Linked DNA regions of Homo sapiens: all the other regions are linked to region 1. Evidence: chromatin contacts called from ENCODE Hi-C data. All regions are on one chromosome and are shown on one strand. The core of a region is the stretch at or near the end of the contact, and the rest is flanking DNA. Distances in the headings are between cores, read along the strand shown. Region 1 holds the start of ESYT2 (extended synaptotagmin 2). Region 2 overlaps RBM33 (RNA binding motif protein 33). Region 3 holds the start of PAXIP1-DT (PAXIP1 divergent transcript). Region 4 holds the start of RBM33-DT (RBM33 divergent transcript).

Region 1 (6,102 bases), core at 3,335-5,834:
CCCTGTTGGTGAGGGGAGGAGTGTTGAGTGCTCACCTGGCCAGAAGCCTCGTCTGCAAGGTCACTACCTCCATCCACAGGGAGGAGCCTCATGGCCTAGTCACCTCATGGTCTCACCTCCTTATACCATCACACTGACCACTAAGTTTCTTTTTTTTTTCTGAGATAGGTTCTCGCTCTGTGGCTCAGGCTGGAGTGCAGTGACGTGACCAGAGCTCGCTGCGGCCTTGATCTCCTGGGCTTAAATGATCCTCCCACCTCAGCCTCCTGAATAGCTGGGACTACAGGCACATGCCACCATGCAAAGATAATTTTTAAATTTTTTGTATAGATGGGGGTCCCATTGTTGCCCAGGCTGGTCTTGAATTCCTGGGCTCAAGCGATCCTCCTGCCTCAGCCTCCCAAAGTGCTGGGATTACTGGTGAGCTACCACACCTGGCCTTGGCCATTCAGTTTCAACATCTGAATTTTGGAAGGGACACATTCAAACCACGGCACCCCCAAATACTCTAAAAACAAGGATCACCTCCACTACACAACCTTCCCAGTGGAGAAATCAATATCAATACATTGTCCAACCCATAGACCCCACCCAAGCTTCACCAACTGTGCCCACACTTCTTTTCCCATGTCTGGGACCTCCCAGGAACATGCATTGCATGGAGTTGTTATGTCTCTTCAGTCTCATATAATCTGGAACAATTCTTAGTCTTATCCTGTCTCTTATGACAATTTATTTATTTGAGAAGGGGTTTCCCTCTGTCACTCAGGCTAGAGTGCAGTGGTGCAATCATAGCTCACTGCAGCCTTGAATTCCTGGGCTCAAGCAATACTCTTGCCTCAGCCTTAGTAGCTGGGACTACAGGCTCGTGCCACCATGCCAGGGCAATTTTTAAGATTTTTTTTTGTAAAGATGGAGTCTTACTACATTGCCCAGGCTGGTCTCGAACTCCCAGCCTCAAGTGATCCTTCTGCCTCAGTCTCCCAAAGCGTGAGCCACTGTTCCTGGCTCATGACAGTAATAAAGAAAACAGAATGGCCTTCCTTCTGGGTCTATCTGATATTCCCTAGGCTAGACTGAGGCTGTGGTTTCTGGCAGAAAAGTGTCAGGCGTGCTGCTGTGCTCTTCTCAGCACAGTGCACGGGGACTCAGTTTCAACTTTTCTCCACTGGTGACAGGTGTCTCATTACCTGGCCACGCTGGTGTCTGCTGGTGTTTCCCACCAGAAAGTCTCAATTTTCCTCTTTGTAATGGAAAAGTATGCTGAAGAAAGATGTCCATTCTCATTCCTCATCAAATCTCCACCTACCACCCTGAGCCTCCATTGATAGCTCACTCCTGCAACAACCCCACTACAGTGATTGGTAAATGGTTATTTCCATTCTCACTCCTGCAACAACCCCACTACAGTGATTGGTAAATGGTTATTTCCATTCTCATAATTCCTTCTCCATTTATGAGTTCACATTCTACTGTAAAGAAGAACCTCCCCTTCTCCACTATTATTTTCCCTGCATTCATCACTGGTTTGTTGATCTACATCAGTGTGGACTCAACTCATGCGTTTCTATTTTGCTCACTCAGTGGTAATCTGCCAATATCATTCTTTGTTTTGTTGCTCAAATTGTCCTAGATTTCGCCAGCAAGAACTCCCTCCAACTACTTTCCATGTCCTTTGATCTCCTGTCAATCTTTGAGCACTTCTTCACTTCCTTGAACAACAAAATTATTCCAGGATCATCTTGTACTTCCACTCCAGCCCTGAAATTAACCATTTCTCCAAAGAGCCCTGATTCCTTTTGTTGGAAAACCTTATTTAGAAGATAAGATCTGGGGGCTAGCTGTGATCACTGGTACTGGGGTACCATTGCATCTAGATACTCAGCAGACAGAACTAGAAACTATTTCTGTGTTTATATGCACATATACCTACACATGTGTGCACACACATACAGCTATCTTTATATCTATCTGTATATACATATTTTAAAAAAATGAGTTCATACTACCACTTCCAGTTCCAATCCAATCCCTCAGTGTTCTTTTTAGCCTTCCCTCTTCCATGTTTTTACCTTCTCCAACAGCAAGAAACCTGGCTTTCACTGTCCCCAGTATATTTAATTTGCTGGTATAACCTCCAAATTGAAGAGATGCAGAGCACGTGCTCCCACCCTCCATAACGAGACGTATTTAGAGGTGTGGGGGAGGACCCAAAAGCAGGAAGAGTTGAACCTAAGCACAAGATAGCACTTTCCTCTGAAACCAGGAAGGCTGGAACTTCGCAGCTGTGCACCGGAGCACTCGGAATGACACTCCAGAGAAAGCAGCACTTCTCCTTGTCTACAAGAAGGAAAGGATGGAGGGGTCATGAAAGGTCACAGGAGATTGAGGGGTATAATATTAGCAAAAATCTAAGAGCCGAGCTGGACCTGCAGTCAGACCAGACACCTGTAAGACTGAGCTGTGGCAGAGCCTTAGGATCTGCTTTCTGCAGGCAATTAACCACAGGGAGGGGCTGGAAACCCGGGGCTCACACAGAGGGAAGCTGAGGACACTTGGGCTGACTGGTATGCAACATGGAAACTTCTCTTCAATCTAGTTTACATCCTTGGGTCAACCACTGGATGGCACATGGCACAGGATTTTTTTTTTTTTCTTGAGACGTAGTCTTGCTCTGTCGCCCAGGCTGGAGTGCAGTGGTGCGATCTCGACTCACTGCAACCTCCGCCTCCCGGGTTCAAGTAATTCTCCTGCCTCAGCCTCCCGAGTAGCTGGGACTCCAGGTGCGCGCCGCCATGCGCGGCTAATTTTTTGTTATTTTTAGTAGAGACGGGGTTTCACCATGTTGGCCAGGATGGTCTTGATCTCCTGACCTCGTGATCTGCCCTCCTCGGCCTCCCAAAGTGCTGGGATTACAGAATTTTTTACGTGGCTTATGTTTATGCAAGTCTTTGTAGGATGTGATCCTACAATTTTCCAGTAGAGGAAAGCTGCAAAAGAAAGGCTCAGGCTCCTTTCTGTGTCAACAAAGCAATTACTTGCTTTTGTGTTGAGGCTTAGTTTTGAATGAAAGGTGGTGTTAGGAGCATTAACCGGTTGCATATTTACAATCTACATAATATAATTTGTTGCTGCAGCAAACCAGGGACTGTGAAGAGTAAGAAAAGGGAAACCACTTCCATTCCTTGCTTGGGGTTTACTGCCCTTGCCTGGAGTTGAGAGTTTAGACTCTGCAATGTTTTACATATGTGATATAATCTCCACATACATATGCACACAAAATTATGAAGACGCAGGAACGAGGGGAGACAGATTCCTATGTAAAGGTGACCCTGCTTCTTCTGGGCATTTGTTTATTCATTCAGTACCTGCCAGTGCCCTACTCTGTTACAAATTCAGTAAAAATTTCCTTGGAATTCACTGAATATGCTCAAAAACAGTCAAGTAGGATGTTCTTTGCTACTGTTTGGCTTGGAGTTTCCTTGAAAGAAACTACAGAACAAATATAATTAACTCGATTGAATTCACTGGAAAGTAAAGTGATCAATAGTTGTGTTTTTGAGTTAACTGAAAAGTGACCTCAGGAATCACAGGAAAGGCCCAAAATTAGTCGTTTGAAACAGCTATTCATAGTTGGCCACAATATTAACACCTTCGGCGAAGCTGCGTGGTGCCCGGGGTGGAGTTCCCGAGTGTCAACAGCGTCCCTTGGGCGCTTGCGGTGGTCTTTGCCCGGCACTACCAGACCCCTCAGGGAGGACTTTTGGGATTAAAGGCATCTTAAAAGCCAACTGAACTGTGTGAGAGTTGTCAAGGTCACAACGGAGTCGTTTGTGTTTAAAACCCTGACAAGCAGGGTGGGAAGGGCCCCAGAGGCAGCGTTCTCACGCCGGAATGCCCGATAACAAGACCGTCCCGAGAGACTCCGCAAAAGCCACAACCTTGCACACTGGCTAGGCAACCTCACACCGAAAAATACCGGAGGACTCCCGCCAGCGGCGCCCGTCCGACCTCCGGCGGGCGGCGCCCTCTCACCCGTCCTCCTGGCCGCAAAATGACCGCAAACAGGGACGCCGCCCTCTCATCCCACCGCCACCCCGGCTGCGCTCAGCGGCCGCGCACCCCCACGTTTGCCAGCAGCTCCCAGAGGCGGTCAGCCTTTGGGTTTGACGACGGCAACTTCCCGGGCCTCGGCGAGCGCAGCCACGCACCCGGAAGCCGCCTCGGGGCGCGACGCCGAGCCAAAACCGCCCGCGGGCTCCGAGGCCACAGGCAAGTGGGGAGGGTGCCCCGTGGGGCTCGAGGGGACGCAGGCACGCCCAGCCCACGCACCGAGCACTCTCCTTTCCCGTCCCCGGCTCCCGCCAGCCGAGACACAACGCTCGCGTGATGACGTCGTGCGCCTGCCCGGCCCACTCCAGTAGTCTCCGACCCGGCCCACGGCCCGCCCCGCGCGATGACGTCAGTATCCACCCCGCCCGCTCCCGGTGACGTGCCAGCCCCAGGCCCACGCCGCTCCCGCCCCGCGTGATGACGCCACCGTCCCGGGCGGAGGCGGGCGTGCGGCGGAGCCGCGTCCCCTCAGAGGGGCGCTGGCGCGGGGCTGAGCCGCCCGGGATCAGCGCGAGCACCCAGCCCGCCTCGGCCGGGAGGGCAGCGCGGCACTGCGGGGCGATGAGCGGCGCCCGGGGCGAGGGCCCGGAGGCGGGCGCCGGCGGGGCTGGGGGCCGCGCGGCGCCTGAGAACCCCGGGGGCGTGCTGAGCGTGGAGCTGCCCGGGCTGCTGGCGCAGCTGGCGCGGAGCTTCGCGCTGCTGCTGCCCGTGTACGCGCTGGGCTACCTGGGGCTCAGCTTCAGCTGGGTTCTCCTCGCGCTCGCGCTGCTCGCCTGGTGTCGCCGCAGCCGCGGCCTCAAGGCCCTGCGCCTGTGCCGCGCGCTGGCGCTGCTGGAAGACGAGGAGCGCGTCGTGCGCCTGGGGGTGCGCGCCTGCGACCTGCCCGCCTGGGTGAGTGCAGACCCCTGCCCGTCCCGACCCCTGACCACCAGTCCCGATCTCCCCTCGTCCAGGCAGGCACTCCCCTCCCCGCGACCTGCCGCCTGGGTGAGTGCAGACCCCAGCCCTGCCCCGGCTCCCGCCTTCGTAGTCCCCCACCCACCCCGGTCCAGGCAGGCGCTTCCCTTCCGCCTGGGCGAGTGCAGACCCCAGCCCCGGCCCCCGGGCCGGTTCCTGCGACCTGCCAACCTAGGTGAGTGCAGACCCCGCCCCGCCCCCCGGCCCCGACTCCCAGCCTGCTGGCGACCTGCCCGCTAGGGCGAGTGCAGACCCCAGCCCCGCCCCGGCCTCCGGCCCACTCCCTGCGAACCTGTCCGCCTGGGGCCGCCGCCCGCTGCTCGCCGCTCCCGCCCTAGTCCTGAGTGCTCCGTGCCCTCCCTCCGTCCAAGTCGGGCGTCCCCTTCTCCGCTTCCCCGCCCGCCCAGGCTCCGGGTCCGGGGCGCGTCTGCCCTCGTGAAGCCTCCCCTCGCCGTCCCGCGCGGCTTTCTCGGAGACCCCTCTTCACAAAGCCCGCTTCCCTCCCCCGGCCTGCAGACCCCGAGCGCCAGCGGCAGGTACCGGGCTTGGCGCCCCCTCTTCGGCCGCGGCCCTGCCCGGAGCGCGCGCTTCCTCCTGGTGCCGCCCGCGGGGTCTCCTTAGGGGCCTGAGCGGCCGGTTCTGCTCTCAGAGCGCCCAGCGCGATTCTCGTGCGCATTCCCAAAGCCCTGCCGGCCTGGAAATGCTCCGGGTGGCTTCAGCTTTTCCTTCTCTCTGTTTTTTAAAAAACGTAATGACAGCTGGTGGGGGAGAAGTTAACTTTTTCTTCTACCGGGAGAAGACGCACTCGTGTCTTGGTTGTTTCTGACGCATTTCAAGGGCAGTAAGTGTCTCTCGAAAGATGTGGAGATATTAGATAATTGAAAGATTGTTTCAGTTTTTTTGCAAGTATAATTGTGAGACTGAGCATTTTTATATGGGATCGACCTGAATCCAGTGTGAATGTGTGTGTGTGTGGCAGGAAGTTTTGGAAGAGTTGCAGCAATAACAAGAGTCATGGTATTATTTTATTTT
Region 2 (6,378 bases), core at 1,278-3,777, 3.1 Mb after region 1:
ACTGGCAACTCTTTCTGTAAAGGTATTATGAAAACCTCTAAAAGATTAATTGCATGTCTTCAGGTGACATTAAATTAATTTCTGTACTCATGACAGACATTTGATACTCCATACTGAGAGGACAGATAACATTGTCAGGACACACAGAAGGACAGGGGTGTAGTGTCCCAGGGCAGCCTCTTATGAATTCTCCTTTCGATAAGGCCATACTTCACTGTCACCGCCAATGTTGCTGATCTTACAGTCCAGAGACCTCACTGAACAGGTTTCTATTAACTACAACAATGCTGGGCCTATCCCTGTAATCTTTATAAAGCTCACTCAAAATGTGGACAATAAATGATATGCATGCTGTACGAAGTTTCTAAATATAAATACATTTAGGGCTTCTCATTTTTTTCTCTGAAGACTACTGGATTAAAGAAGAGGGGGTAAAAGAAAATATTAATAAACAGGCTCACATTCTCTTTCTTCTCTGCAATGAATTATCCTCATGAAATAGTAAGCATGCAAAACATGGGGAGCACTTACATCTAAAATACTGCCTATCTGGAACTAGGTCTACACAGGCAGAATTAAAACCAAATCCGTAAGGTTAGAGAGACCAGGTTGGACAGACCTCCTAACTACCAAGCTTCATGAAAGAAAAGGGTTCTCTTAGCACATGCATTTGACTTTCTAGTACGGTATGGTGAGAACGTGGCACAGTTATTCAAGTGCTTGCTCTCTCTCTTAACAGTCTACCTTTCTGACATTAGCTAGGCCTGGGGAGATCTTTAAAAAGCAAGATTAGCTGACCTTTGAAGGAACAAACCAAAGCCTTGAGCCTCTGAGGGGATCTCATACCCCAGGATTCTCCAATTTCGACAGCACAAATCTACCAGTCTAAAAAGTAAAGGATTACTAAAGTAAGCCAGGCACCTCCAGATGCTGTGGCTTATGAGGCAGGGTGTGAAGTCTAGCTCTTCCAGCCACACAGTCCCTCACAGAGGGGTGCAGCCCCAGGCTCTGAAAAGTGGCCCTTCCACCCTGCCCTGGAAGAGTGGCTCCAAAGGACCTGCTCTGTAGCACTGAGCAAGTTCTGCAGAACAGGTGACCAGGATCCTACCTGGGTAGGCTGTTGAAAGTTAGGGGAGGGAAGTTACCTAAGACATTGAAGAAAGCAGATTCCCCTTCTGGCTGGGGTGGGTGAGTGAGCTAATCCTGATTCCTAGCTGAAGGTGAATTATTTCTGACTCACCTGCTAATTTTACTCCCTAACATCATACCCCTAAAAAAATCATAAATTAATGAGTATGGAAATTCTTATGTGTTCAAAATGATTTATGTCCTCTAATGACCAATGGTCTATCTTGCCATGTTTAGAGGCCACATGATTAAGAATGCTTAAAAAGTAGTCTCCTTGGAAATTATCAATTCTGCCCACACTAAGACATTTCAAAGCTCTTAAAAACAAGTATTCATGCACAACTGTTTCTCCTCCAAAAGGAAGATGCTAGACTGTACGTCTTATCAAATAAGTGATTAATCAGGATTCTGTATGCCCTATTTTTCTTTCACTCTTTTGCTATTTGCCTGTTGGCCATTTTACCACTCATTAGCACCTTTAAACAAATGAGGTCAAACTCCACCCAGCCAACTTGGCAGGCATGAGGTGCCTGCCCCGCGCCTCCACGCTCCTCCCCTGCCCCAAGCACCTGAATGTGCATCTCTCGTGGCCCCCACCTCTGTGTCAAAAGCCATTTACACTCAGTCTCCCTTCCTGCCTAGTCTTCCCAGAACTGGCCTGTTGGAAATCCACCTGCAGCTCTGCCCTTCTCATGGGCAAGTTCAGACTGGGAACCCTACTTCTGAGTCGCTTCTATCTGGCCCCTCTCAGCTCCTCCTTAGCTCTGCTACTCATCCACTCCCAGGCGCTGCCAGAGATCATCCTAGGAAGTCACCTTCTGCCAGAAATCAAGCGACCAGAACAGCGGCATCCTCCTGTCCGGGACCTTAGAGGCTAAAAAACGTGGGTTCCCCTGAATGACACTCACAAGGTGGAGGCTCTGCCTTTGCATGGGTCTTCACCACAAACAAGTTACCACTGCAGATTTGCCACTTAACACAATTCAAACAGCAGCAAAACAGGATGTGAAATATCCCATTTTGCAAATCTAGAAAGGAGGACTTTCAGGAGGCAATAATAAATTTTTGCAGGAAATAATGCCCAGAAGAATTAGTAATGATTCATGCTTTTTGTCTTTTTCCAAATTTTGCTTACTTACTGGTATCATCTAAATGTCAACAGAAACAACTACTACTTTTATCATCAGAAGTACTGGGGAAAGGGGTAAGAACACTGCTAATTCCTCCTTTGCTATGCTTCAGTAAGAGAGTGCAAGCCATGTTGCCATTTTTAACACAGTATTTAAATATCTTAAACATTTATAATGTACCTGAAACTGCCTTACATCCTGGACACACAAAAAAAGACCAAAACCCCACTCAGGTAAGTAGCAGTAACATCAGGAGCCGGCTCTGAAAACACACGGTCAGATGAGAAGATCGGGCTGCAGAAGAGGAACAAAGAAAGGACGAACCAGTGTGCGTGGGAGCGGCCATCCAGGGAGGCGTCCCAGAAGACGACCCACTTGAGCTGCATCCAAAGTAATAAGTGGGCCAGAGGCATGAAACATGGCACCTCCAGAGAAGGAGCAGGAGTGACAGTAGCAAATTCTAACCCCAACCGAAGTGCTGAGGAATTTCCATGGGTTCTTAGACCAGTGGTTCTCACAGGGCGATGGGCGGCCTCAGAAGCATGTGATGCACGTTTCTGCCCAGCTCTCAACTCAGTGCTCAGCTGTGTCTCATGCCTTTCCATGTATCAACACTTAGGTTAGAACCTCAACAAAATTTGCAAATAATGACTGTCAATCTTTTGTTTGGGTTTATAGAGGATGAGGGACTCACTTTAAATATCTAAATAGTAATGTTTAATTCTTAGAACTATCAACTACAATAATTCAAAAAATGAAATCAAAATAGCAAAAATTACTTCCTAATTCCCACCAATGACCTATTTCAAAAAATACAGTACAAAAGCAGTATCTGTATGAGCCATTTTCCTTTCTTTGCAACTCACTGTAGAAGAATCAAAAATGTGCTGAGCGGGCCCAGAAGACAGGACAGACAAAAGCAGTGGGCACAACTGGCTCCCAGATCTCCACTCTAAGGACCTGGAGCTTCCAAGAAGCAGGACCAATTCCAGAGCCCATACAGAGAAAGAACAAGGTGAGCTCGAACATCTTCTTGCACCAGAAAGTGAGGACATGTTCCAAGAGTAATGGCAACAAATCAAAGGACACAGAAACCAGTTTAAAGGGGCTCTCACTGGTCAATCTGGTACAATTCTAAAATCAACATAAATAATGACAGTGACAGTTCATTGCATAAAGTAACAATTCATACACCCACACTGACATAAATAAATGAACAAATAGATGAAGGAGAAGTGTAAATTATCACAGCAGGAGCATGACAGCTAACAAATACAGGAGTGTTGGCATTAGAAAAACTTCAGTGCCTGCTAACAATAGTGAAAATTTGATCAGAAATGGGATATTTACATAGTCCCAATCGTCTCAAAGTATCTTCCTATAAATTACTTTACTAATTACAAAGGGTAAAACTGTAACATTACAGAGGAGAGACTTGGCAAACATCACTTTTACCCACCCGCCGCCCCATCAAAGTTAATCTTGTCAATATTGGACAAACCTCCCAACTGAATGCACTAAGAAGGACCCGATATCCCCTCTGGGGTGTTCCTGCCAAATATGGACAACCTGAAACCGATCAGGATGAATCATAAAATAACCCAAATTGAAGGGCATTCCCTCTGCTCTTTCAAAAGGTCAAGGGCAAGAAACAGCAGATTTAGGGGACACTATGAATATAATGCATGATCCTGGCTGGACCCTGAAAGGTGGGGGTTAGCTACAGAGGACATAATTGGTCCAGTGAATAAAATCTGAATATGTACTATGGATAAGATGATAGTATCAGTGCACAACAATTTTTATTTTTGATAATGTACAAATATGGTTTTGTAAGAGAGTATCTGTGTGCTGAATCATAACACACCATGTCTCCAACCTACTCTCAAAGGTTTGGGAAAGAAGGTTTTTGTGCATGCAAATGAACAAAAAGACAGACCAGGATAAAGCAAACTTGACAAAATGTAAACAACTGGTGAATCTGATAAAGAACGTATGAGAGTTTCTCCTACTGTTCTTAAAACTAAAATTATATTAAAACATTCCCTTTCCCACCTCCCCAAGCTCCACAAAACGGATCAGGTATATACATATCATTCCAAAAGTGGGAGTAACTTTTGAGAAGGTAGGAAGGGAAGAAATTTACAAATGCAGTCCAAAGCCATAAATGCATGATCCCACAAATAAACTGGGACCTTCGGCATGCAGCATTTTGACAGCCTTTTAAAAATAAAATACAAGAGCATCACAATTGGACAGCTGGCTTTCCTGCGGGGGCATTCTGTGCTGCTCCCATTTCTCTGTGTGGCCAACAGAATAAAGGACTGTTTACTTAATTTGCTGCCAAATTCTTAAAATTTTCATTAACTTGATTAGAATAAAGCAGCTGAATTGGTATTTGCTTTCATTTTCTTAAAGATCAATATAAACAGCCACTCCAAAAAAAAAAAAAACCATTTTCTTTTTCCTTCAACTAAAAGGGTGGTAACATTTATTGAGTTATTATCACATACTCAAGCACTGTACCACTAACTTTACATGATTATGACGTTTAATCCTTACAAGGATCCTGGGAGGAGAGTTGGTTCTCATTGTACTGATGAGGAAACTGGGATTCATTGAGGCCAGGCAACCAAGGTTACAGAGATGCAAAATGAAAACCAAGATGCAAACACTTCAAAGACTATACCATTCTCCCTAAATAGGAAGACAGAAACTGACCGCCTAAGGCAAAGAATTTCCCCTGGCACTTGTTTGTTCTAATTCCTTTTTCCTGTGTTTAATCACACAGACTGGTTTTAGATGACTATATAAGTTTACACTAAGTAAATATTTTATACTTTTTATATTTGCTGTTATTACTTGAATTGTTTTTCTGGGAATTATGTATAGGTTATGAACAAAATTATAATGTAACAAGGTTGTTCTTTTGGTTTCTTAAACACTGAAAAATAGCTTTCTGAGAAATGGGCAAATGGAGAATATTTCTATATTCTAAGTAATTAAAAGAGAACCATTCCATGAAATATAATTCTACAGATGAACTATTTACTTAATAGTCAGGAAGGCACATAAAATTTTAGCAGTATTTGCTGCTAACACTACTTATAAGCAGCATTAATTTGTTCCTTTTGTAATCTCACCTAGCAAATCCAGACAGTAAAATGAGTGGGAAAAAAATGGAAATTCACGTACACAGAAATTGATTAGCCTCATAACAAAAGATCTCTTTCCATTTCAAATTCCCCTAATATTTCCCTTCAAAGTTTTAAATGCAAAATGTGACTTAATTTGATTCACACAGAAATGTTCAAGGATAGACTCACACAGCACATAGCAAGTGATGGCTATTCTTAACCAGGACACAATATGCACTCCCTTTCCTGGGCCAGCAGCCCAGGTTCTGGAACCGGGATGATGGAACCCCAGCCACTCGCCAGGCCTATATTCAAAGCTGAGGCTACTTACCATCCAGGCTGCGTTTTCATGTATCAAATCCTTCTCAGCCTATTGTTCCAGGCAGTCACTATCAGTCTGTTGCACTGGCAACCAAAATGAAACCTAACCATCATCATCATCATCATCATTATCCTAGGAGCCCCCATTAAGCATTTTCCGAATCAATCTAGACTGCTAATAGTAGAATATTATCCCCAATCAAGAAACAAATAACACCATGAAAAACACAGCAGATAAAATAGACAACTATCATAGACAAGGGTGAAGAGCGTAAGATTCAGCACTAACCCACAGGTGGAAGCCCAGCTTTACCACCTAGTAGGTGTGCGGCGGCCCTAGGCTGGTTACGTAGCCTCTTTGAGATTCAACGCACTCGCCTCAGAAGGATGTTGTGAGTACATGCTAAACACTCAATAAATAATAGCCACTACTATTATCTGGCATAAAAATCACATAATTTATTTCTAAAAGGGGCCTTAGAAGCATTCTACAAAGAAAATGGGAAGTTATGAAATGCCTTCTGTGTACCAGAAGCTTTCATTTACTGATGCCTCACAGCAGACTTACTAACCCCACTTGCAGATTGGAAATTAAAGTTCAGAAAAATGAAATGATTGTTCGGGGTCCCAAAGAACAGACAACTATTCAAACAGGAGTCTTT
Region 3 (5,734 bases), core at 1-2,500, 3.8 Mb after region 1:
GAACAAAGGCCAACTTAAAGCCTGGAAAGTGATCTAATCTGTTAAATTAGTGTACCGCAGAGTAATTTTGAAAGCCTTCTCGTTTTGTTTTGTTTTTTTTCAGAGACAGAGTCTCGCTCTGTCGCCCAGGCTGGAGTGCAGCGGCGCGATCTCGGCTCATTGCAACCTCCCCCACCCGAGTTCAAGCCATTCTCCTGCCTCAGCCTCCTGAGTAGCTGGGACTACAGGCGCGTGCCGCCACGCCCGGCTAATTTTTTGTATTTTAGTAGGGACGGGGTTTCACCGTGTCGCCCAGGCTGGTCTCGAACTCCTGAACTCAGGCAATCCGCCCACCTCGGCCTCCTAAAGGATAGGATTACAGGCGTGAGCCACCGCGCCCGGCCCCTTCTCTTTTTTAAAACCAATTTCACTAACATTTACTTAAAAATGATTTTCTGCTTGGCAGAAGTGACTTAAGGCATGTGGGGGAGACACTGCGGGTCTGTCTCAGATTCCTTTAGACACCAATGCTCCACAGTTTTACGACTAGGTAATAGTCCGATAATCACCCATGAGTTCCTGGACTCCGGTTTGTTGTGGGATTGGAAATAAACGAGAAAGGCTGCGTTCATCATCATGGCCTTAATTTCTTCTCCCAACTTCCGGTCGTGCAGGTGTCTTGGGCAGGTGATCCCGAGGCCACTCTGCCGTGTTCTGTGAATCTTGGCGGAAGGGAGGCGAGCTGTAAATAAAAGCGTGACCATTAGAATCGCCGCTGTGTAGTATTAACCTGTTGAGCGCGGGGCTTCCCGGGGCTGGAGCTGCACCGCGGGCTCTGCTGTCTGGGACTCTCCTCCAGCGCGGACCCGACAGGACGCCAGGGACCAGGCCGGTCCGGCCGGGACAGCGGGGCCTCGGGCAGCGACGGGGCCGGGCCTCCCCCCAGCACGTCCCCAGCTCGGGCACTGAGGCCTTGCGGAGACCCCAGGACTCGCCGCGGAGGCCACCAGTGCGCGTCTCGCGTGGCGCTACGGCCTCGGGAATTCCGTCACGGCATAGCCGGGTCCAGCGCGGTGTAGACCGGGGCCCCGCGCCTTGCTCGGCCAGAGCGGCTCAGGTACTACTCCAGGTCCGGCCGCACTCGCGGCCACTGCGAACAGCCGGGACACCCAATCCCACTCCGCCCAGGGCCAAGAAGCCCGAGGAGGCCGCAGAACCGCTCCCGCTCCCACTCGCGGCCCCAAGGCCCCACCCCCCCCTCCGCCGCGCGCATGCGCCGCCCCCGAGCAGCCGCATGTGGCGACGGGAGGGGCCTGCCAGCTCCCCTCCTCCCCGGGACCGGCTCACTCCGGCCCCGCCGAGGGGGGAGCTGGTTTCCCCTCGTCCTCGGGGCCCCCTCGTTGCAGAGCGGCGGCCACGGAACCGCAAGGGCCAGAGCGGGCTGCCGGCGCCAGCTACCCCGGAGCCGTGGCTGGCGGCAGAGGCGCGGGGCGTCACTGGAGGCCGGGCGGCTCCTCGGCGCTCCCCCTCGGTGGCCGGGGCGGGATGGTGCGTCCCGCAGGGCGCGCGCGGCTCCCGCGCTTCGGGCGCTCGGCGCGGGCGCGGGCGGGGGCGCGGAGGGCGGGGGAGCGGACCCCGATTCGCAGGACCGGGCCCGGGCTGCGCGGGCAGGGCCGTTGGCGGGGCGAGTGGGGGCGCCGGGCGCCGCGGGGGCCGGGGGCGGGGGGTGGGCGGGGCCGGGCGCCGCCGCGGAGCCTCCCGGGCCGCCGCGATCATGTCGGACCAGGCGCCCAAAGTTCCTGAGGAGATGTTCAGGGAGGTCAAGTATTACGCGGTGGGCGACATCGACCCGCAGGTACCGCGCCCGCCCCTGCCGCGGCCTCCTCCCCCGTCCGCGTCCCCGTCCGTCCCCGTCCCCGTCCCCGTCCCCGCTCCTGCCGCGGGCGCGCGCCGGGCGCAGAGCGTCGGGTCCGCCGAGGCCGCTGGCCTGACTGCGCTGAGGGCAGGGGCGACCGCGGGGTGGGCGCGGGAGGCCCGGGCCCGGGGGAGTGCGGGAGGGAAGGCGGCTGGGGCTCTGTACCTCGGCCCCTAGTGCGCGCCCTGAGCCCCCGGCCTGCGGCCCTGGGGTCGCCGCCCCCGACCCACCGGGCCGCCTCGTTCTCTGCTCCTTTGCTGAGCGGGACGGGCGCGGGGTCGCGTCTCCCCATTCCCCGCGCCGGGCGTCTCGGCTCCCGGGAGAGCAGCTCCGAGGGCGGACGAGGGGCGCCGGGATCCCCAGCCGGGGCAGCTCGCGCGGGGACCCCAGCCTCGCTCGGCCGGCGGGGGTCGTGGCCGTGCACCGGCTTGGCCGCCTCCGCCACCCGGGCAGCTGCCGTCCTGTGCGGGGCTGAGGAGCGCTCCCTTCCAGCCTGTGTCCCTGCACGTGGGGGCTGGCATTCGTCTTCCTTGATTTTCCCACTTGGACGATTAATTTTACGGTACCCTGGTAACACCATCACATTACACATTTAATTTTGTGTAGTTTGGGCTCACGCCAAAGGATATTGTGGGTTTTCCTTAGTATTCCTATAATAATATATCTGTTTGATGTCACACAGTTATCAGTCCGTGGTAGGAATGCATCTTAGTTGAATATCCTCTTCAGGTTAATCTTCAAAATATTTCCTTCTTAAAAGTTTAGCTGTACAGTTGTGTTGCCTTGGGTGTGACATCAGTGGCCCCCACCTTGGAGGATGGGGATCCCCAGTGATCAGAGTTAGGCCTGGAAGGGCGGAGACTCATATTTCGCAGATGAACTTGGATGGTGTAGAAGGAATTGTAGAAGGCTGAGTGATCTTGGCCTTCTTGAGGTTCGTCCTTGTAACAACTTTTTGGACCCTTTTTGCCCTGTAACTTTAGGGTAAAGAGACTTCAAGGCCGGGTTTACCCCTGTAATCCCAGCACTTTGGGAGGCCAAGGCGGGTGGATCACCTGAGGTCATGAGTTCGAGACCAGCCTGGCCAACATGGTGAAGCCTCATCTCTACTAAAAATACAAAAATTAGCCGGGCGTGGTGGCGGGCGCCTGTGGTCTCAGCTACTCGGGAGGCTGAGGCAGGAGAATTGCTGGAACCTGGGAGGTGGAAGTTGCAGTGAGCCGAGATCGCGCCACTGCACTCCAGCCTGGGCAACAACAGCTAGACTCCGTCTCAAAAAAAAAAAAAAAGCCTTCTATCTTTGAATTTACAGAGTAAAACAGTTGCTGAACACGGAGCGATGAAGATGAGTGCCTGTAACAGTGTTAGCTTTTTCCAGTATTGATGATTCCCCCGCCCCTCTTTTTTTTGTTTGTTTTTTTGTTTTTGTTTTTTGCTATCCACCATTTTTCTCTTCCCCCTCCTTCCTAGCCTTCGTGTTTCATTTTAGGACTTTGGCTCTTATAGGGGACTTGAACCAAATGTTACTTAAAACCTGGAACAAGTTGAACTGGAACCATATTTACTCGACTTTGAATCAAATCTAAGTGCTTAAAAATGTCCTTGGCAAACCACTTTCATCTGAAACAGTATATTTTCTGAAAAGTTTTGAGCCTGGACATCTGATTCTCTGACTCTTATGACTGTGGATTATAAGTTCACATGTTGACCATCTAATATGAGGCAGGCATGGACTAGGTGCCAGGTATAATACAGAGGTGAAGAGGACATGGTACCTGCCCTTTAGCGCCCCTCATTGGTGGGGGAGGGAGCACACCTGGACATATCACAGTACAAGGTGTAGCAGATTTCTCCACTGGGGTGCAAAGTAGACACCACTGAAATGTCACTCAGTAGATGTCATTTCAGTTGGGTTTTGAGATAAGCAGAAGTTAAGAACATGAAGGAATATTTTCATGTGGAGCGTATGTGCTGAGGAATGAAGGCATTCATGCGTTTGGGATACATCAGGATGATCACTATATCTGGAACAGAGTGATATGAGATAAATCTATTAAGATACTCAGTAGTGTGGAGATTGAAGAGAAGCTATTGGTTTTGGCATCCTCAAAGTTCGTGAAAACCGAGTAAAGTGTTTTTGGTAGAGTGTTGGTGGAAGGGGCTGGATTGCAGGGAGTTGAAGAGTGAATGGAAACTGAGAACAGAAAGGTTAGACTCTTCAGGAAGTTTGTCCTGAGAAGGAAATAGAGAAGGTGCCTGAGGAAGAGAGGGCTGGGGAGGGATCTGTGTTGCATCACAAGCGCGTGGAAGGATGTGGGTGACTTTACTGTTTACAGGTGGAGGGAACATAGCTATGGACAGGGAAACTCATGAAGAAGGGAGTAGGATCAGAAACAGACTGGAGGATAGGAAAAGGAGGGGTGCCTTTTCTGAAGACCAGTCGAATGGATGCGTGAAGCTAAAAATGCTTAGAGGTCAAGGGAAGGAAGAAAGGTAAAGTGGCCCATGGCCAGTGACCGCTGTTTTTTCACTTACTAAATATTGAGCCTCTGCTCTAGTTCATATCTATTAGTGGTCGGTAAAGTATTCTGAAAAGGTTGTCTAGCTTGTGGGTGACTTTATTTTTTTTTGAGGTTGGAGCAAAAGTTTAATAAGTGAAAGAAGAAAGCTCTCTGCTGCAGAGAGGGGACCTGGAAGAGCGTTGCCCTGGTGGGTCACTTGAGCTTTGTGGGCACCATGTCACTTTGACAGTTGGTGTGCACTGTCAGCTTAGACACTGCCCACCTCTTCTGAAGCACTTGACTGTCGACTGTTCCTTAACCCTCACTTCCTTGGCTTCTGTTGACGCTCCTCTCCTGTGATACTGCACTTCCCTACCTGTCCCTGAAGTATCAGTTGCTGTGTCTGCTCTCTAGCTCCCCTCCCATTCTGCACTGCGACCACCTTCACGCTCATGGCTGTGGCTCCCATCTATGTAACAATGCTGATGACTTTCTGTCAGGGAGATCCACATCTTTTCCTAGCTGCAACTGGATGCCTCTTGCCAGATATTAACACGACCCCCAAAGAATGGCATGCCCAAACTAAAACACGTCCTTGTGTCCCCACCTGCCAGCCTTCTGATGTGTTCCTCAGTGAGTGGTACTCACCACCATTTCAGTCTGGACTTTGCTCTTTTGCTTATACCCCTTCCAGACACCAAGGCTTGCCGATTCTCTCACATCTTCCTCCTTTCTGCCCATCAGGACATCACTTTAGTGGATGCCTCTTTCACCTGGGTTATTGCACTTGTTTCTTAACAGGTCTCTTGTCTTTAGTCATCTAGCCAACCAAACACAGCCAGCCCACCCAATCCTTTCTTTTCACATGGACTGTCATCTTTGTATGAAATCTGTGCTACTTTTCCTGTGTGAAATCCTTCAGTGGCCCTGCATATACCCCAGAATGAAGCACAGACTTTTTTGCATAGTGTGTAAGAAAGCCCATTTACGGTCTGCTCTGTATTCACCTGTTCAGTGCCTTCAACACTGCTCCCTCTTCCTCGATGTATGGATTTTTGCCTAACACCCAGACGTTTATGAGGGTTCTGCTCACATATCTTGTCTTCCAGAATCTTTCCCTAATTATGAAACTCCCCATGTCCCAGTCTTTAAGTTGGAAGCTCAGGAGCACCATGTGCGTGGCCCCACCGCAGCAGTGGTTGTGCTGTCTCCTGGTTTGTCCAGCCCATCTGTCTTGAGGACAGACCATGTCCACTACTGGACTCACAATAGCCTCCATTACTTGGTCATTGACTTGGTCAGTGAATCAAGATTTGCTGCTTTTGATTGTCCCCGAAAG
Region 4 (6,203 bases), core at 776-3,275, 3.2 Mb after region 1:
GAAGGAAAAACTCCAAAGCATCATGAATAAAGCCTACTTATTCTTCTAAAATAGCAATTCTCAAAACTTCTGACCTCAAAATTATTGAAGACCCAAAAATGCCTGTTTATCTGGATTACATTCAGTGATATTACTATTTTAGAAATTTAAAATGAGAAACGTAAAAGAATACACAAGCATATATTCCATTAGCCATCAGCATAACGTCTTCACATGTTATTCAGCCTCTAGAAAACTCCACTGTACACTACTGAAAGAAAAGAGAAAAAATACAAATAACACCTTAGTCTTTCTAATGAAAAGAGTGTTCACCCAAGAGTTCCCAGGTTACACTGGGAATGCTATAAAACAAGTAATTCTGACCCCCAGAAAGATAGGTGAACTATACATTTTAAAATTTTAATTAGTCTCAGATGTAACACGCAAACATCATGTATTTAAACTGAAAGAAAAGTGGCATATAGCAAACCAAATTGCCAGAAGCGACATTCCTACACTTAGTCTTTTTTGTTTTTCCATTTTGTCAGGCAAACGTTTTGACAGTTGGGCCAAAATTCCTAAACAGGATGATAACAACGTAACCATCTGCTAGCATTTACTAAAAAATACTTCTCGAGTATACACTAGACTGGCTTTTCAACGTTTCAATGGTAAGAACTAATCCCAAATGCTTTTGTTATCCATATTTTACCATCTTTTCAAAGTTTTCAAAATAATCACTTAAAAAGTCACTTTCAAGTATCTCTCCACGTTTTTAAAACCCCCAGTGATATGTAATTTTACCTGAAAGTAATTTACCTACAATTTTTTAGAGATAGGTGTTTCATCAATACTGTTTATGCTTGCAAACAAGAAAAACTATCCAAAGGAACTGACTCAGTATCTAAACCTTTTGTGTCACGTTTTCACTTTTGGAAGACGCACATAAAACACTAACAGGTTATTAGACAACAAATAAGTTAATTTAAAACAGGGATTTATTGAGACTTTCTCAAGAAATCTCACTTTCCAAACTGGCCTACTGTCGCACATTCCTTCACACAGGTGAATCTTTTCGTTATGTTTTTGTAATGGGCTTCAAATCAATCTAAATCTGTCAGGATGGCCCCACAATCTTAAACACCCACCCTACAGCGACCTGCCCCGCTCTCCCTAAGTGACACTGTCTCGGGGGGTGGGGGGGGCGCTCTCCTACCCATAGGACACCAGGCCGGCTTCGGCACTTAATGCCCGCCAACGCCAGAGATGGGCCTGACACTTAGGCAGCCTTGCAAAGTAGAGGACACACAGAAGTTCACAGGTAAGTACGATCTGCACAGCGGAGAGGAGGAGCGAGAAAGGGAGAATGACAATAGCGAGGGAAGGCGAGGGAGAAAACGGAATAGGCCGAACACAAAGAGAGTCGGAGCCGGGGAGAGCCTCGTCCTCTCCTAAGCGGGGAGGCCCCCCGGCCTACACCCCCGCCCACCGCGGCGCGGTCCTGGCCCCCAGAGTCCGGCTGCCTCACGTACCTCCGGCGCCTGCTCCTCCGCTCGCTCCCAGGGCGGCCGCCATGGCACTCGCGGGGCCCGGCCTTCAGCCTCCCCCACCAAGCCAGCTGGTGGGCCGACGTGCCTGGTCCGGGCCCGGGTACGGGTGACGGAGGACAGAGAAGGGAGGGGGCTGCAGGAGGCAGAGGCGAAGCCGGGCGCTTCGCGGTCCACAGCTGGCCCTTCGCCTCCGCAGGAAGAAAACAACAAACTACCGCAACATGGCCGCGCGCCCGCGCCCGCCGCGGTGCACCCTGGGATGATGGAGGCCGGGAGGCGGGCGGGCGCCGGGGCCTGCCCCCGCCGAGGCCGCAGCAGCCCTGAGGCCGCCGCCGTGTTTCGGGCGGTGGGCGTGCAACGCAAACACGCGGCAGTCACCTCCGCCCGGCTCCTGAAACCCAAATGTTTGAAGCAGGGCGGGGACGACTGCTGGCCATAGGTCGATTCCGGGTTCAGTCGTAAGGCGCTTTGCAGCAGTCGGCAAAGCGAAGCTTTACGGCAGCCCGTCTCCCGTTAGGAGCCGGGGAGGCAAGGTCCAGCGTACGGTCCGGGGGAACCTTAACTGTCGTTTCTGTGCCTGGACAGTAGGTTGGAGAGTGGGGTCTGAATGAGCTACAGTAGTGAACGCCGACGGCTTGTGTTGAGGGCAGGAAAGGGTGCACACAGCTCCGGCAGGTGCTTCCGCGAGGTGAGATGAGTGCCGCGCGCGCCGGGCTAACGTGCACGCGCACTCGTGCGGCGCCCGCGAGCCCTCACTTCCTACAACCCGAGACCCTCCGGACCCGCGACCCCGGACCCCCGTCCCCTTCTCCGCGCCCGGCTGGGCAGCGGGCAGCGCCGGACCCTGATGGGCTCTCGGCCCTTACTGCCCCTGCGCCTTGCGGCCCTGAGAACAAGACGTGAGCAGGACGGATAGCGCCCGGCACTCATGTCTGAGTTTGCATTTTGAGCAGTGAGAAAGGTTAAGAAACGAAATCCTCATACTTGACATAAAGGAAAGGGTGCTGGGTGGTCAGACAGCTGTGGACGAAAGGGCTCAGGGGTTTTGGGGTGTGGGGCCCGGGAAGGCGCATCTGAGTGGTCGCAGTCGGGGAAGGGGGTTGATTAAGTACACACCGGCTGTAAACATTGATTCCATATCGGTCAATGTGGGGCTTAGGTGAGGCGTTCTGACCCAGCAATGAAACTGGAAAGGTAGGCAGGGGCCAGGATTCCGGACTTTGGGACGTTTTTCTGAGTCTATGGGGTCTATTGAAAGATTTTAGAAACAATTTACATGGTAAGATTTGTATTTTAGAAAGGTGACTGATACAACAACGTAGAGGACCCTGCAATGTGGAGAGGCATGAAACTGGAGGTCCAGTGCCGTGAGTTAACAATCAAGACGTCCATACAGGAGATGCATTGGTGGATGGGTGAAGAGATGATAAAACGGTACGTATAATAAAATGCTGGCCGGGCGCGGTGGCTCACGCCTGTAATCCCACCACTTTGGGAGGCTGAGGTGGGTGGATCACGAGGTCAGGAGTTTGAGACCAGCCTGACCAACATGGTGAAACCCCGTCTCTACTAAAAATACAAAAATTAGTTGGGCGTGGTGGCACGCGCCTGTAATCCCAGCTACTCAGGAGGCTGAGGCAGGAGAATTGCTTGAATCGAGGAGGCGGAGGTTGCAGTGAGCCGAGATTGCGCCACGGCAATCCAGCCTGGGTGACAGAGCGAGATTCTGTCTCAAAAAAAAACAAAAAAATTATTCAACTGTGAGAACTCACTCCCCAAAAAAAATGTTTTGCAAGCAACTCATTGAAAAATGGTCTCTATTAAAAAGCACGTTAATACATCCATATTTAAATGGCTTGAACTCTTTATCACCTTTCATTATTTTTTGAACTGTGGAGGATGGCATGCCTAACTCAGAAAATATTTTTCAGGATAATTCAGTGGTGATCTTCAGAAGAATTCCACAAAAAACCAAATTAACAGATGAAACAATCTCATAAGCCACTTGAAACTGAATTTCTCTAGAACAAGAGTCTATAAAATTTTTTGATCAAACACCCACTGGAAAAATTTTTTAGCGTGGACACCCAGTATTTGAAGTTCTTGGTAAATTACTGTGAGTAAAGATTTAACCAACCCCTTGTCCTTATCTATGAACAAACTTCACTTTGTGTTAACTTTAACTTGTCATAGAAACCTTATGAAGGCAGAGTGTTCATTGTGGTATAAAACAACATTGGTTGTAGGCCAGGCGCGGTGGCTCACGCCTGTAATCCCAACACTTTGGGAGGCCAAGACAGGTGGATCACCTGAGGTCAGGAGTTCAAGACCAGCCTGGCCCACATGGCAAAACCCCATCCCTACTAAAAATACAAAAATTAGCTGGGTGTGGTGGCACATGCATGTAATCCCAGCTACCTGGGAGGCTGAGGCACAAGAATCACTTGAACTCAGGAGGTGGAGGTTGCAGTGAGCCGAGATCACACCACTACACTCCAGCCTAGGTGACAAGAGTGAAACTCCATCTCCAAATAAATAAATAAAACATTGCTCATGGTAAAAATGACCTCTGACATGTAGACTGCCTCTGGCTTGAAAGTACTGAATAATCTTAAAACACCTAGTGGGAAGCCATACCTTTAGCCTCTGTTACTGTCTTAACTGAATGTGGGAATCTAAAAGACAAACTCAGGGAACTGGTTTCCCGCCGGTCAAGGACTTCCAAGCCAAGCCCCCACCCATAATGGTTTGCTCCTGAATTGCATTTGGGCCAAAGAGTAGAGCTCTTCCATGCCTGTACCGCAGTGAAGTGTGTTTCTTCTCCTCAGTCCTCCAAAGTGGAGCTGCTGCCAGGCGTGGCATTATATGAGTGTCAGGGGTTAAACCTAAGAAGACTACCTAGTGAGCGCTGCAGTTTCATACATATCCTACTGAAAATCTTAAAAGCAAGCTTTGCTTTTTTGTAAATAAAGCGAATATAGAAGTCTTTCTCGTCTCAGTAATGATGAACTGGAAATTCTGTTCCCCTCCTCCAACAAAACAGATTCTGTGGAAAACATTTTTTGTTGTATTGCTAGGTTTTAGGAATAATGTTTCCAAAGGATCAAGAAGGAAGCAAAACGCTGGGCACAGTGGCTCACACCTGTAATCCCAATGCATTGGGAGGCTAAGCAGGTGGTTATCACTTGAGCCAAGGATTTCAAGAGCAGCATGGGCAACATGGCAAAACCCCATTTCTACAAAAAATAAAAATAAAAATAGCCAAGCATGGTGGTGCATACCTTTAACTGCTTTGCATAACTACTCTGGAGGCTGAGGCGGAAGGATCATCTGAGTCCAGGAGTTCGAGGTTATAATGAGCTGTAATAGCACCACTGCACTCCAGTCTGGGTGACCAAACAGAACCCCATCTCTTAAGCAAAACAAACAAACAAAAAAAAAACAGATCCAAAGCCTGAGCAGTTAGTAGTGTACAGGAAGTTCAGGGTTTCACTGGGGAAGTCATCCCCATTTGCACTGCTAATAGGAAGCAAATTCTTGGACAGCTTTTGAGGAGGGAATCTAAACCCCAGGCTCCCAAATTAGGCCAGAGATCCTGGAAGGGCTTTCTCAAATTATCCCCTTATATTCTTCACAGTTTAAGGTCAACCAACTATGGACTTAAAATCAAAGATCACAAAATGCACGAGGGAAGAAACCACTGTAAGTGAAAAATACAAACTAGATTGACCTCCTAGGGACTTTAGTTATTAAAATTACCATAAAGGACAATATTTGAAAGGTTTAAGGAAATAAAGGATGAAAAAAATCAAGAAGAGACTGTCTAGAGTAGCCAGAGAGTGCTTCCTTTTTGTTGTATCTGAACAATGTCCTAAAGCCATTAGGCAGCACTAGTGGTATAGCAGGGCTGGGAGAGGTGGGGAGGGATGTGCTGGCCAGGCTAGAGGATCGGAGCCCAAGCATGTGTTCCAGCTCATACCCTGTGAGAGGGCTGCCCAGCAAGGCATGTGAGAGCACCACAGGTTTCAAAGTATGTCCTGTGGATTGGCAAAGTGAGGAGGGCATCCACCCATGGGGGCAGTTCAACATGGGGAGTCACACATGACCGGGTTACTAGGACATGATCCTGAGGGATGGGCCCAAGGTGGAATTCAGGGCCCTACTGGGATGAGGTGGGAGTTGCCAAAGATAAGTAGACTAGAACGGCAGAACACAAGCATCGTGAGAGTTTTCACACAGGTGGGAGGCAGAGCACAGGGAATCAGAACTCCAGTTATAAGGGGACCTACACAGAAGAAGGTGACAACAGAGATGGCATGTTGGTTATGAACAGGGAAATTGATCAGATATATAAATATATGAAGGGTGATGGAGCTAAGTTTCACACTGTGCAAATAGGGAGTTACTTATATGAAGAAAAAGCTAAAATTAACCCTATGGTGTGTCACTAGAATAAAGAATCAGAGTGATTGCACTAATGGTTTTTGATAATTGTATTTCATTGTAGGAATAAATGTATATGCAAATATGTGTATGCCTGTTTTTGTATAACTGTGTGTGTGTGTATGTGTGTGTGTTTCCTAACTGTCCACCAAGAGTGCCCTGGAGACAGCAGCCCATCTTGAGCACACCCAGCACCTAGACCTTGGTTTCTAAATACCACTTTTCAAAAGG

What was found. A loop is a pair of places that touch in the nucleus more often than their neighbours do. Pooled maps may share reads with other maps.
Region 2: a loop to region 1 is called in a pooled map, with 2.6 times the contacts of the local background. The contact joins the enhancer-like site here to the promoter of ESYT2 in region 1. A Hi-C loop is called at or near these places in 2 of 50 pooled maps.
Region 3: a pooled map shows a loop between it and region 1 (11-fold over the local background). The contact joins the promoter of PAXIP1-DT here to the promoter of ESYT2 in region 1. A Hi-C loop is called at or near these places in 1 of 168 maps with a recorded cell type or tissue (naive thymus-derived CD4-positive, alpha-beta T cell), 1 of 37 single-sample maps with no recorded cell type and 6 of 50 pooled maps.
Region 4: a loop to region 1 is called in a pooled map, with 10 times the contacts of the local background. The contact joins the promoter of RBM33-DT here to the promoter of ESYT2 in region 1. A Hi-C loop is called at or near these places in 6 of 50 pooled maps.

What each region holds. Positions count from the first base shown.
Region 1 is chr7:158,827,991-158,834,092 of GRCh38, reverse strand. ESYT2 (extended synaptotagmin 2) reads left to right here and starts at 4,584. Exons shown (of 23, transcript NM_001367773.1): 1 at 4,584-5,004. The coding sequence starts at 4,675. RefSeq lists enhancers at 3,621-3,730, 5,741-5,810 and silencers at 4,041-4,770, 4,861-4,960, 5,011-5,200, 5,291-5,340, 5,421-5,620.
Region 2 is chr7:155,749,065-155,755,442 of GRCh38, reverse strand. All of the region lies in intron 14 of RBM33 (RNA binding motif protein 33), which reads right to left. Among named protein-coding and RNA genes, the nearest start is that of SHH, 60 kb to the left of the region's middle. RefSeq lists enhancers at 1-521, 2,536-2,765. Within about 2 kb of position 2,527, at least 2 of the 41 ENCODE cell types and tissues checked have a DNase peak (open chromatin) inside an H3K27ac peak, as active enhancers do.
Region 3 is chr7:154,998,949-155,004,682 of GRCh38, reverse strand. PAXIP1-DT (PAXIP1 divergent transcript) reads right to left here and starts at 1,250. Exons shown (of 1, transcript NR_028090.1): 1 at 1-1,250. PAXIP1 (PAX interacting protein 1) reads left to right here and starts at 1,559. Exons shown (of 21, transcript NM_007349.4): 1 at 1,559-1,834. The coding sequence starts at 1,754. RefSeq lists an enhancer at 163-664 and silencers at 909-988, 1,009-1,698, 1,729-2,098, 2,269-2,418.
Region 4 is chr7:155,640,228-155,646,430 of GRCh38, reverse strand. It overlaps RBM33-DT (RBM33 divergent transcript), which reads left to right and starts at 2,025. Exons shown (of 3, transcript NR_126344.1): 1 at 2,025-2,217; 2 at 2,827-2,963; 3 at 3,461-4,515. RBM33 (RNA binding motif protein 33) reads right to left here and starts at 1,770. Exons shown (of 18, transcript NM_053043.3): 1 at 1,512-1,770. The coding sequence starts at 1,554. RefSeq lists a silencer at 1,443-1,952 and an enhancer at 1,877-2,831.